Regions from separate parts of the Homo sapiens genome. Here region 2 is linked to region 1. The links are chromatin contacts, found by Hi-C in ENCODE. All regions are on one chromosome and are shown on one strand. The core of a region is the stretch at or near the end of the contact, and the rest is flanking DNA. Distances in the headings are between cores, read along the strand shown. Region 1 has its middle 82 kb from the start of TANK-AS1. Region 2 holds the start of IFIH1 (interferon induced with helicase C domain 1).

Evidence for each region. Hi-C counts contacts between places; a loop is a spot of excess contacts on that map. Pooled maps may share reads with other maps.
Region 2: a map of naive thymus-derived CD4-positive, alpha-beta T cell shows a loop between it and region 1 (4-fold over the local background). The contact joins the promoter of IFIH1 here to the enhancer-like site in region 1. A Hi-C loop is called at or near these places in 1 of 168 maps with a recorded cell type or tissue (naive thymus-derived CD4-positive, alpha-beta T cell), 2 of 37 single-sample maps with no recorded cell type and 8 of 50 pooled maps.

What each region holds. Positions count from the first base shown.
Region 1 is chr2:161,075,462-161,081,244 of GRCh38, reverse strand. No RefSeq gene overlaps it. Among named protein-coding and RNA genes, the nearest start is that of TANK-AS1, 82 kb to the left of the region's middle. Within about 2 kb of position 3,589, at least 11 of the 41 ENCODE cell types and tissues checked have a DNase peak (open chromatin) inside an H3K27ac peak, as active enhancers do.
Region 2 is chr2:162,316,051-162,321,833 of GRCh38, reverse strand. It overlaps IFIH1 (interferon induced with helicase C domain 1), which reads left to right and starts at 3,150. Exons shown (of 16, transcript NM_022168.4): 1 at 3,150-3,979. The coding sequence starts at 3,527. It also overlaps a transcript of GCA not described here. RefSeq lists enhancers at 1,918-3,117, 2,686-3,235 and a silencer at 3,266-3,355.

The DNA of each region.
Region 1 (5,783 bases), core at 2,340-4,839:
GGACAAATACCTAATGCATGCGGGATTTAAAACCTAGATGACGGTTGATAGGTGCAGCAAATCACCATGGCACATGTGTACCTATGTAACAAACCTGCACGTTCTGCACATGTATCCCAGAACTTAAAGTAAAATTAAAAAGAAAACAACAAAAAAAATCTTATCCAATTCCCTACATGTTAAAGCATTATAAATAAAAATATATTTTTCATCAGAAAAAAGTTTCCCTATGCCAGATCTAAAATAAATGCAAGTTCTATTGTCTATGAAACCTAGCACCTGTACCTTACTGTTAACATTGTCTATCAAGTAGCGAGTAACCAGTATTGATGAGATGCAGCTGCACAGCTAGCGAGGTATGAAAGGTGAAGATATGCCAGAACTGATGGTGCTATGGTTTGAATGTCCCCTCTAAAACTAATACTGATATTCAGTTGTCATTGTGATGGTGTTAAGAGGTGATTAGGGCCGAGTGTGGTGGCTGACATCTATATTGCCAGCACTTTGGGAAGCTTAGGAGAGCGGATCAGGAATTTGAGGTCAGGAGTTCAAGACATGGTGAAACCCTGTCTCTACTAAAAATACAAAAAAATTAACAGGGCATGGTGGCATGCACCTATAATCCCAGCTACTTGGGACGTTGAGTCATGATAATTGCTTGAACTCGGGAGGTGGAGGTTACAGTGAGCTGAGATCGTGCCACTGCACTCCAGCCTGGGTGAGGGAATGAGACTGTGTCTCAAAAGAAAAAAAAAAGAGGTGATTAGGTCGTGGGGCTCTGCCCTCATGAATGGATTAACAACATTATTTCAGGAATAGGTTTGTGATTGTGAGAGTCTGTCCCCCTTTTTCTCTGTCTTGAGTGCTGTCACTCTTCTCACTATATGATGCTTTCTGCTGTTATAATGCAGCAAGAAGACCTTCACCAGATATGGCTCCTCAGTCTTGGACTTCCTGGTCTCCAGAACCATGAACCAAGGAAACTTCTTTTTAAATTACCCAGTTTGTGGTATAACAGCAGCAAAAAACAGACTGAGACATATGGCTTCCTTGAGCTTAGAGATGCTGTGTCTACTCAGCTTCATCTGTCATTATGACCATACATTTCCCAAGTGTGTGGGATTTGGACATTGGAAGCTGTGCCTAGGAGTTGCGAGACCTCTACTACACTGTTACTTTACATACTGTGCTGTTACTTTTTGATTCTTTCTAAAAACAAAGTAAATTTGGAGTTAAGTGAAGTCTTTTGTGTCTCATGAGTTGATTATTAATCTGAACCCAAGTTGAGCAGAGTTGGAAAATTTTCATAGCAATAAATTATCCTCTGTATTCTAACTTAATCCTTCTAGTCTCAACCGCCAAAGCCCAAAGGGTCTACAAAGAGGAAAAACCTACTTGATAAATGGGTAGGTAGATTCTCATTATGACTTGACGTTAATGTCCCTCTCAGCTCAGCAACTTCAAACACTAAATTGTCAATGACCCTAATGGTTTTCTGAGATAATAGAAAGTACCATCATGAGAGAAAGAGGTATAAAAAACACAAAGGGAGAAAATCCTATAATAAAATGGCATGCAATTGGCAGCCACTGATTCAATTTCTCCCACTCGCCCACTAAATGTTTATGAAATACTGGTAAAAGGCAAACCTCACATTACCTCATGCTAAAACTAAAACTGACAGATAATCTATTGCTAAAACCTATAAAAATTTGTATCCATTTCCACAAGGAAATAAAAGCAGATTGAGGAAAAACAATTTTTAAGTTAGCTAATAATTGCCTCCTGAAATATAACAGGACAGCTAAGCTGAAAGAAGGTAAAAAGCCAAGTATTTCTCCATGAGCCCTGCTGATTGGTCCAGGGTTTAGAACAATCAAGAAAAAAAATGGATGACAAAAGAAGTACTTTTTGAGGTATACTGTTCTTCACTCCCACTTTCCACATCAATTCATAAACACCCTGGAAGGGAATGGGATTGGTGGCATGCCATTGCATCTGGGGAGATTTGGTCCCCACAAATAAAGCACTGTAGTTGAATGTAGTACTTGAAGAGTCAGACAGACTTGCCACTTACTAGCTAGGTGACTCTAAGTGGGTTATTTAACCTCTCTCTACTCAATTTCCTCATCTAGGGTTGCTGTTAGTATTAAATGAGATAGTGAATGTACAGCACAAAGCATAGTACCTTGTACAATGCTTTGTTCAATAAATGGTAGGCATTTTTATTATGACAAGGGTAGAAAATGGGAAAGTTCTAAGAGTTCTAGGAGTATGTGTGTGCATTGTAGGTTGAGGCTTTGTTTTATGCTCTATGTTCAGTGTGTCAGAGAATCTAGCCATGGAGTGAGAGTGGGGTGGAGTGAGAGTGGATTCTCTGTTAGTCTTATGCTGTCATATATGACGAATGTTTGTCCAGGTACTTGTCATTTTAGCCAGATTTCCAGCTACACAGTCAATGAGGGGCTCACACTTAGCTGAATGGATAGGGTTGTACAAGCCACAATCCCTGTCTTTGGTAAAAGACAAAAATTGACACTACAACAAAAAAACTGACATGGGTTATGGGTCTATGAAAAAAATACTGCACAAAAAAATGGCTTGGAATCCTAAATAATATGGAGGAATACACAAACTCTATGAAACAGCAACAAGCTAATTAGCCACCTTAAACACTGAAGAGTTGGGTACCTCATTTCCCCTCATCATCTCTACCCATTTTACCACCATTCTGGGTGCCCTCTGTCTCTTCCTGAATGACCATTCTGTTGTGGGCTAAATTGTGTTTTCAGCTCCATCCCCATTCATATGTTGAAGTCCTAAGTTCTATTGCCCCAGGATATGACTATATTTGGAAATGGGGTCTTTAAAGAGTTAATGAAGGTTAAATGAAGTCTTTGGAGATTGGTCTCAATCCAATATGACCCATGTCCTTGTAAGGGAAGATTAGTTCACAGACAGAGAAGAAAGAACACTTAAAGGCACAGGGAGAATACGGCTACCGACAAGCCAAGACAAGCCTCTGAAGAAAGACCTTGCTCACGCCTTGATCTCAGAGTGCCAGCCTCCACAACTGTGAGGAAATGAATTTCTGTGGTTTAAGCCACCCAGTCTGTGGCACTTGGGAAGCCCTAGCAAACTAATATACCATCCAATTGCTTGGCCTCTCAGTTTCTTTATTTTCTCATCTCTAGGGACTTTTACTGTGTTTCTCTTCAGCCCCTCCTCCCAGGGCAGCACCCTGATGCTGTCATGATCCAGAACCTTCTGAAATATTACATTCAAATCTGTACTGTTGGGAAATCTCTGACCATAGTTATACTGCCTTGTGACCTTCACATTTGGCTACTGCCACCCAATCCTTCAATGTCACCTGTGTCCCCAAATAAACCCCACTTCTTGCTCCCAACTCCCCCGTCATCTTCCTTGTCAACTGAATCTAGACATTGTGGTTTATCACTTCATCCTTTGTTTTGTCAGTATCTTTAAACCTGTATTTCCTTCCATAGTGACAGCCTCGCAAAACCCCAACCCAGCTGTTTTCCCTGAACTCATACAGTATTTCTGAGCAGTGTTAAAGGAAACCGCACAGCCACATCATGTGTTCTGAACCATTGTAAAGTCATTTAGGTCTTCAAGCCTGTCCCATTATCTCTTCCCTTCTCTGCAGCTACTATTTCAAACTTCCTCTATTCTCTCTTCAAAATTTGGCTCTCACTATGTCCAACAGATGACTTCACTTCCTATTTTATAGGGAAAATTGAGGTCACCAGAGAGAAATTTCCCCCAGTTCTGCCAACTAATCTGTAAACATCTTCATTCTCACTAGTCATTCTTTGTTACCCTGTATTACACACGAATATGTGCTCCTTTTCCTTCCTGAGGTTAATTCCTTAATAACCCTTTGAATTCCATTTCTCACAGTTCTTCCAAGGCCTCACACTTTTCATTGTTCTTTTGTTCTCTCTCATGTTTAATTCTCTACTTTCTCCCCTTATCTGTTCCTTCTGCTCACTATTTAAATACTCTCAAAATATCCCAGTAGCCCCTGCTACTTCTGGAAGCGTGCCTCACGCCTCAGTGTGCTGGGGCAAAATGTTGGAATGAGCCCCACTGACACACGGACATACAAAGTTTGTTTGTTTGTTTTGAGATGGAGCTCTGTCACCCAGGCTGGAGTGTAGTGGCGCGATCTTGGCTCACTGCAACCTCTGCCTCCCGAGTTAAAGCGACTCTCCTGCCTCAGCCTCCCGAGTACCTGGGATTACAGACGGCTGCCACCATGCCCAGCTAATTTTTGTATTTTTAGTAGAGATGGGATTTTGCCATGTTGCCCAGGCTGGACTCAAACTCCTGACTTCAGGTGATCGCCTCAGCCTCCTAAAGTGCTGGGATTACAGGCAGGAACGACCACGCCTGGCCTGGCATTGTTTTAAGTGTCTTTCATATTTTAACTCAACTACCACACAACAGAGCTCTAAGAAAGTCACGATTTTTTCCATATTGGGCAGCTTAGAAAATAAACCATACATAATAACAGAACAATAACAAAAGCAAACATTTACATGGCACCTAATATTAAAAATGCTGTACATTATTACATGATTTATTTCTCACATTAACACTATGAGATTGGTACTATGACCGTTTCTGCTTTACAGAGTGTGACTTCTAAGGATACCCAGTTGGCAAGTGGTAGAGTCAGGATTAGAACCCAAGCAGTTTTAACACATTGTTAAATGTGTTAGCACTGTTTTGAGAAAATCTTTAATCAAAAAGCAAATCAAAAGTAAGACCTGAAGAAGGAAGAAGTCACGGAATAAAAGAATCATTGACTAATTTCTGTCCTACCAGCTCCACTGCTTCCCAGCTCTGTGACCTGAGGCAAGTTGTGTAACCTTTGTGTCTCAATTTTCTCATTAAAAAAAAGGAATAATAAGATTATTTATTTCTTTGGTTGTGAAGATAAAAATATGTTAAAGCACATAAAGTGCTTATATCAATGCTTAAGAATGTAAGATGTACTAAATCAGGGGTGTCCAATATTTTGGCTTTCCTGGGTCACATTGGAAGAATTGTCTTGGGCCATACAAAAAATACGCTAATAGTAATGATAGCTGAGAACAACAACAACAAAAATCCCCCAAAATCACATTATGTTTTAAGAAAGTATGAATTTGTGTTGGGCCACATTCAAAGCCGTCCTGGGCTGCACGTGGGATCAAGGCTGCGGGTTGGACAAGCTTGTGCTAAATCATACTATTTTGTTTTTCTTACATCTTCTCAACCATGCATAATTAATGATGAACAGGAGGTAAGGTGAAAAGGAGGCTGGCAAAATCTCTCCTGAAGGATTTACATAAGTGACTTAATTCCTTTTGGAATGTCCCTCTGCATTGCTGCAATGAGTACAGCTCTTAGCCCAGGAAAGAGGAGTCTCTGTCCAGGTCCTACAATTTAGAGGGCCCCTTGTATCACACATAAAATGAATTCATTAAAGAATGCATGGGTGCCTCTGTCACTTGGTAATCCTAAAAATTCAGTCTCAGGACAAACACCATTCAGGCCACAGAGAAATCCTTCTTCAAATCTGCTTGATGGCCTCAAAACAAAAGTCACCCGTTCAAATGGCATGGAAGTGTATGGGTTGAAATACTATTGGTATGGAAGACACACACTACTTGGAATCCAGGAGCAGTGGAAACACTGAGCTACATGAAAATATAAATGTCTAACTTGTTAAATTCTCCCTCTTAATTAACATGCATGAAATAGATTCTTGT
Region 2 (5,783 bases), core at 1,901-4,400, 1.2 Mb before region 1:
GCACCATCTCTTCTTTAATTTTTATATAAGCGTAGTGGGCTGGAGTCACATATTGGGCACATAAACATGCCAGGCTGGTGCTAGTGTGTTACAGTCTATCCTTAGAACAAACTTCTGACATGATACCAGAATCTTTCCATTTTACAACTGATGTATTTGAGGTGATTTTTCAAAGCACAGCAATTAAGAAATAGTATTGAGATGTGAACTCAGACAGCCTGAACTCAGAGTCTCTGTGCTTAACCATACCCCACACTGCCAGGTTAAGAGCATCTAACACTTTAAATTACACAAAGCAGGCTCATTATTGATACAAATGAGCAAACAAGTAAAGGAACAGAACAACAATTCCAGGGTTTCTCACTAAACTAAAATTATTGTCATTTTCTTTGAAAAAGACATTATTGCTATGCATGGTCGTTAAATTGTAGTGGCAGCTCATATTGTTACTACTTCTTAAAAACTCAAATGAAAAGTTGCATAACAATGGGAAAATACATAGTTCAGCAGGATCTCCTGCCTCAAAAGAGAAAGGAAAAAGAAACTTACATTTGGGAACTGGTGAAAAGGATTAAAATGAAACCTAGTAGAAGAAACTTGACAGAGGAAAACAATTAATTACTCAAGTGAAAAACAGAAAATAAACTAAATCATGATGCAAAAAATATAGATGAAAAAAGGATACATTGTGAGAGATTGTGTCTTGGCTTTTGTTTCCTTAACCTCCTTTCTCCAAAAAGGGTCCCATCAAGACTATGGGAGATTCCTAAAAAAGAAGTCCCTTCCACCCACACCTAATCCTCATCACTCAGACCTCATCCAGCAGAGAGACTCCTACTTGTGAGAAAATATGAATTGTTATTGTTGGGTATTATGTGATGCTAATAGGGTTAGAGGAGGATGACTATTTGGGAAATCAACCTGTGAAACTGTAATATACATTATTATGTAGATTTACTATGGTCTTCAGGGCATTTATCCTCACCTGCACATTGCATATTTTTTAGTCATTACTTACCATCTATCTTCCCACTCCCATTAGAATGTGAACTCCATAAAAGTAGGAGCTTTGTTAATTTTATTAACTGCACCTAGATCAGTGCTGGTCATGTAATAGATACTTAATAAACATATTTTAAATGACTAGATGATACAATGAATGATATAATTTGAATGCCAAATATTTAAATATCTTTGGTTTAAATGTTTATTATTTGAGAACAGGTCAAATACCAAACATTTGATCCTTTCTCTTCCAGAGCAACAATTAAGTGGTATGAAGAAAATAACATTAACTGGTTCCCCATATTCAGTCAGCAACCCCTTCTCATTCCCCCATGTTTGAAACCAAGAAACAGAAGGATAAGTGCCAGGAAAAAGAATGTTTTTTGGTTTGTTAGTTTGTGCTTTAACATGTTGAATAAAACCCACTGGCAGCTGGGGGATAGGAGTATGTTTTTGCAACAGCCTTAAAAGATATTTTCATAGACCCAATACTTAAAATTAATAATTTGAGTGCTTTTGTAGAAACATCTAATTGGATTATCCTCTATCTGGGTACAAGGTCATCTCCCAAAATTAAGTGAAAAAGGAGTAGGGTTCTGTGAAGAAACAGAAAAGAACAGTATAAATCAGGCCTACCTGCAAGCCCAAGGTTTCATTTACTTCAACTTTCAGTGTATTTAACATTATGCCAGCTGCTATGGTCAACTCAAATACAACTCCCAGGAGAGATGTCATCAAGAGCCCACCAGTTGTGAGTAGTGTACTAGTTACTATGTAAATATATCCCTTCTTCAAGCAGCTTACAATCCTTCAGGGGTAGAAAAAGCCTTGCTACATAAGATAATTAGAGAATAAAATAAGACATGTTACCATAAAGTGCTCATTTGGATATTTTGTATGCCCCTAGTAAACACTCACCAAGACTCTGTACTTCTATTATCCTGTTCAAAGCACTATCAGGTTTTCCTGGCCTACACAGACTTTATTGAATGTACTTTGCTAACAGATTATTTTTCCTAAATATGTCTCTTTGATAACCTAAATGATCTCTCCATCCTTTATATAATTCTGGACCATGAGATTCTAGTTATGGTGCGTATGTGCCTACCACCCACAGTCACATGTGGCTACAGAATGCCTTCAGAATGAGTAGTAACCTTAAGGACTCACATTTATGTGGCTTCTGTACCAAAATGAAGCTGCCATTTTTCAGTGTGAATATGTTTTTTTTCTCTCATGACATAGACAAATGTTGATGTTTACTACAAGTTGGTACATTAGTTGCTAATTAAGTTCCTAGCTGCTCCAGCCAAAACTTGCTGTATTGAATCCAAGAAAAGAATGGCAGCTATATCAAAAATAAGTTGTTGGGGGATTTTTTTGTTTTGTTTTATTAAAGGAAAGTTGTATATTAAAGAATATAGGGAACTTACAAGCTGGGATCTAGGAAACTTTAAGTCTTGGCTTCCTTCTAAGCTGAGTTGGTGGTTCAAGTCCATCCACATCTGTTACCAGGTCCTGGTCAAAGCTGCATAAATACCAGCAATCTAAATATGAGGCAGTAAAGTTAACTGTTTATTGTTACTCACTTTTTCGAACCCACCTCCAAATTCCCAGGGAAACAAGTTAGTGTTTGGGAACCCACAGGAGGTCAGGTTTATTTTAGGAAGGACTTCCTCCTGTCTTCTCCACATCTCTGCAAAGATGTCTTCTGAGCTTCATCTCTCACCTGTCCCTCGCAGTCTCACCACCCTCAGCCAGGCCTGCCTACATTCACCAGCCGAGGGTAACTCCCTGTTCACGTCCGGGTCTGTGGCAGTTTCTGTTCACTTCCCCTTTGGAAAGTCCCAAATCACATGCTTTTATGCCCTGCACATTTTGGCCTACAAAGGACCTTATTGTTAAGGCAGAACCTGCTGGGAAAACAAAATATCCGCCGGAGGAGCTTTGCTAGAGCGTTGGTCTTGGTGTCAGAGAGAATTCGCTTTCCTTTTCTGTTTCCCGCGGTGTCCTTAACCAAAGGCCTCCTCTCTTCACCCGCCCCGACCAAAAGGTGGCGTCTCCCTGAGGAAACTCCCTCCCCGCCAGGCAGATTACGTTTACAAAGTCCTGAGAAGAGAATCGAAACAGAAACCAAAGTCAGGCAAACTCTGTAAGAACTGCCTGACAGAAAGCTGGACTCAAAGCTCCTACCCGAGTGTGCAGCAGGATCGCCCCGGTCCGGGACCCCAGGCGCACACCGCAGAGTCCAAAGTGCCGCGCCTGCCGGCCGCACCTGCCTGCCGCGGCCCCGCGCGCCGCCCCGCTGCCCACCTGCCCGCCTGCCCACCTGCCCAGGTGCGAGTGCAGCCCCGCGCGCCGGCCTGAGAGCCCTGTGGACAACCTCGTCATTGTCAGGCACAGAGCGGTAGACCCTGCTTCTCTAAGTGGGCAGCGGACAGCGGCACGCACATTTCACCTGTCCCGCAGACAACAGCACCATCTGCTTGGGAGAACCCTCTCCCTTCTCTGAGAAAGAAAGATGTCGAATGGGTATTCCACAGACGAGAATTTCCGCTATCTCATCTCGTGCTTCAGGGCCAGGGTGAAAATGTACATCCAGGTGGAGCCTGTGCTGGACTACCTGACCTTTCTGCCTGCAGAGGTGAAGGAGCAGATTCAGAGGACAGTCGCCACCTCCGGGAACATGCAGGCAGTTGAACTGCTGCTGAGCACCTTGGAGAAGGGAGTCTGGCACCTTGGTTGGACTCGGGAATTCGTGGAGGCCCTCCGGAGAACCGGCAGCCCTCTGGCCGCCCGCTACATGAACCCTGAGCTCACGGACTTGCCCTCTCCATCGTTTGAGAACGCTCATGATGAATATCTCCAACTGCTGAACCTCCTTCAGCCCACTCTGGTGGACAAGCTTCTAGTTAGAGACGTCTTGGATAAGTGCATGGAGGAGGAACTGTTGACAATTGAAGACAGAAACCGGGTAGGTGTCTGTTCAGATGGAGCTAGCCTTTTAGGCAGATTTTGCAAAGCAGGCTTCCTTGTGCGTTTGCCCCTTTCCAAATGTGCTTGACCTCTTTGGGCAAATCTAGTTTCTTCCTTTGAGAAGACAACATCTAGGCACTTTAAGACAATTTTAAAAATTTAAACACAAAAGAACTACTTTTCTAATGTTTTCACTGAAGTAAAAAGGAGTTAACTCTAGAATCGTAATGTGTATTAACAGGTAACTTTTATTGAACACTTACTATGTGCAGTTGGTATCATTTTCAAAATGTATTACTACAGTTCATGTTCAGAGTAACCCACTGAGGCTCCTAATGTTATTAACTCCATTTTACAGATGAGAAACCTGAGGCAGGTTAAATAATTTGTCCAAGGTCTCCCAGGAAAAACAGTGGCAGAGCTAAGAATTTAGCTTGTGATAGTGTTGAATGTTTTTCTTATTTAATGTAGTTCCATGGAGCAGGGGTTAGTAAACTACGGCCCATGGGCTAAATCAAGCCTGCTACTGTTTTTTTCAGGCCCACAGGCTAAGAATGGTCTTCAGATTTTTCAATTTTTAATTTTCAGTGTTCATAAAGTTTTATTGGAACACAGTCATGCTCGTTTGTTTACATATTGCTTGTGGCTGCTTTTCTACTCCAAAGGCAATTGGATGGAGACTGTGTGCCCTTAAAGCCAAAAATATTTATTATCTGGCATTTTAGAGAAAAAGTTTTCCAATCTTTGCCCTACATTACACTTTGTGCCATTTAGTCTTAGCCCAAATGGGTAAATTGCAATCACACACACACACACACACACACACACACACACACCCTTTTTCTTTAATCAAAGTTTCAACATTCTTTGAGAATCAAAATTTAGAAACAATTCATTGAAAGAATGTGTTGCTAGTTTCAGTTTTTCATGTTAGTGAAGAAACTCATTTTTCTTAAGGTAGCATTTTGACAGGGCGAATTTTACTGATGACTTTACATTGAATGTGATATGAATTATTTTTTGATAAGTGAAGATGTACTGTGATGTGTATAAATGCTGACCTGTTTGAATGTGACTTATTCAGGCTCGTAAGTCAAAAGTCTTGTTTTGGAAGACATGTAGACAAATAAAGCCATGACTAAAAGTCAAAGGCTTTGTCTACACCACTCTATGATTTTCACATGGTTTTTTTCTCTCTCTCTCTTTTGGGTCATCCATTGTTTGTATATTCATACAAACTTCTGGGCATTTGATTGATTTGCTATAGCCTATGATGCAATTTAGTCTTTAGTGAATAAAGTTAGTGATCTTTTGTAGACTTGACAGACACAGGGCCTGTCCAAAGACCCAAACATGCATCTAATTTTGATGGCCAGTTTTCCCAACAAGTAAATTACTTTGCACTGTTGTCTGTAATGTTTATGTCGTTTTGTGTATTGAGAACCAGCTAGAACGCATTATAGTAGTCCAGCTGGATATGACAAATGTGTACATCACTGTGGCAGAATCTTAATTTGGAAGAAAGTATGCAGCCTTCAAGCCAGCTGGAGATGGAAGATGGCATTTCCAGCCACAGTAGCTGTTAGAAGTCCAGAAGCAACAGAGTCCAGTAACACCACAAAGCTGTTTATGTTTGGTGGGTATGATGTCCCGATTGCCAGCGAAACAGCACTTCTCCCTATTTACTCTAAATACTTCTGCCTATCAGCATCACTTTTGTCTTGCCTGGATTGAATTTCCGCCAGCTAGATTTTATCCAAGTTCTTGATTCTGGCAAGCTTGGAGGCAGCTAGCAGTAATGC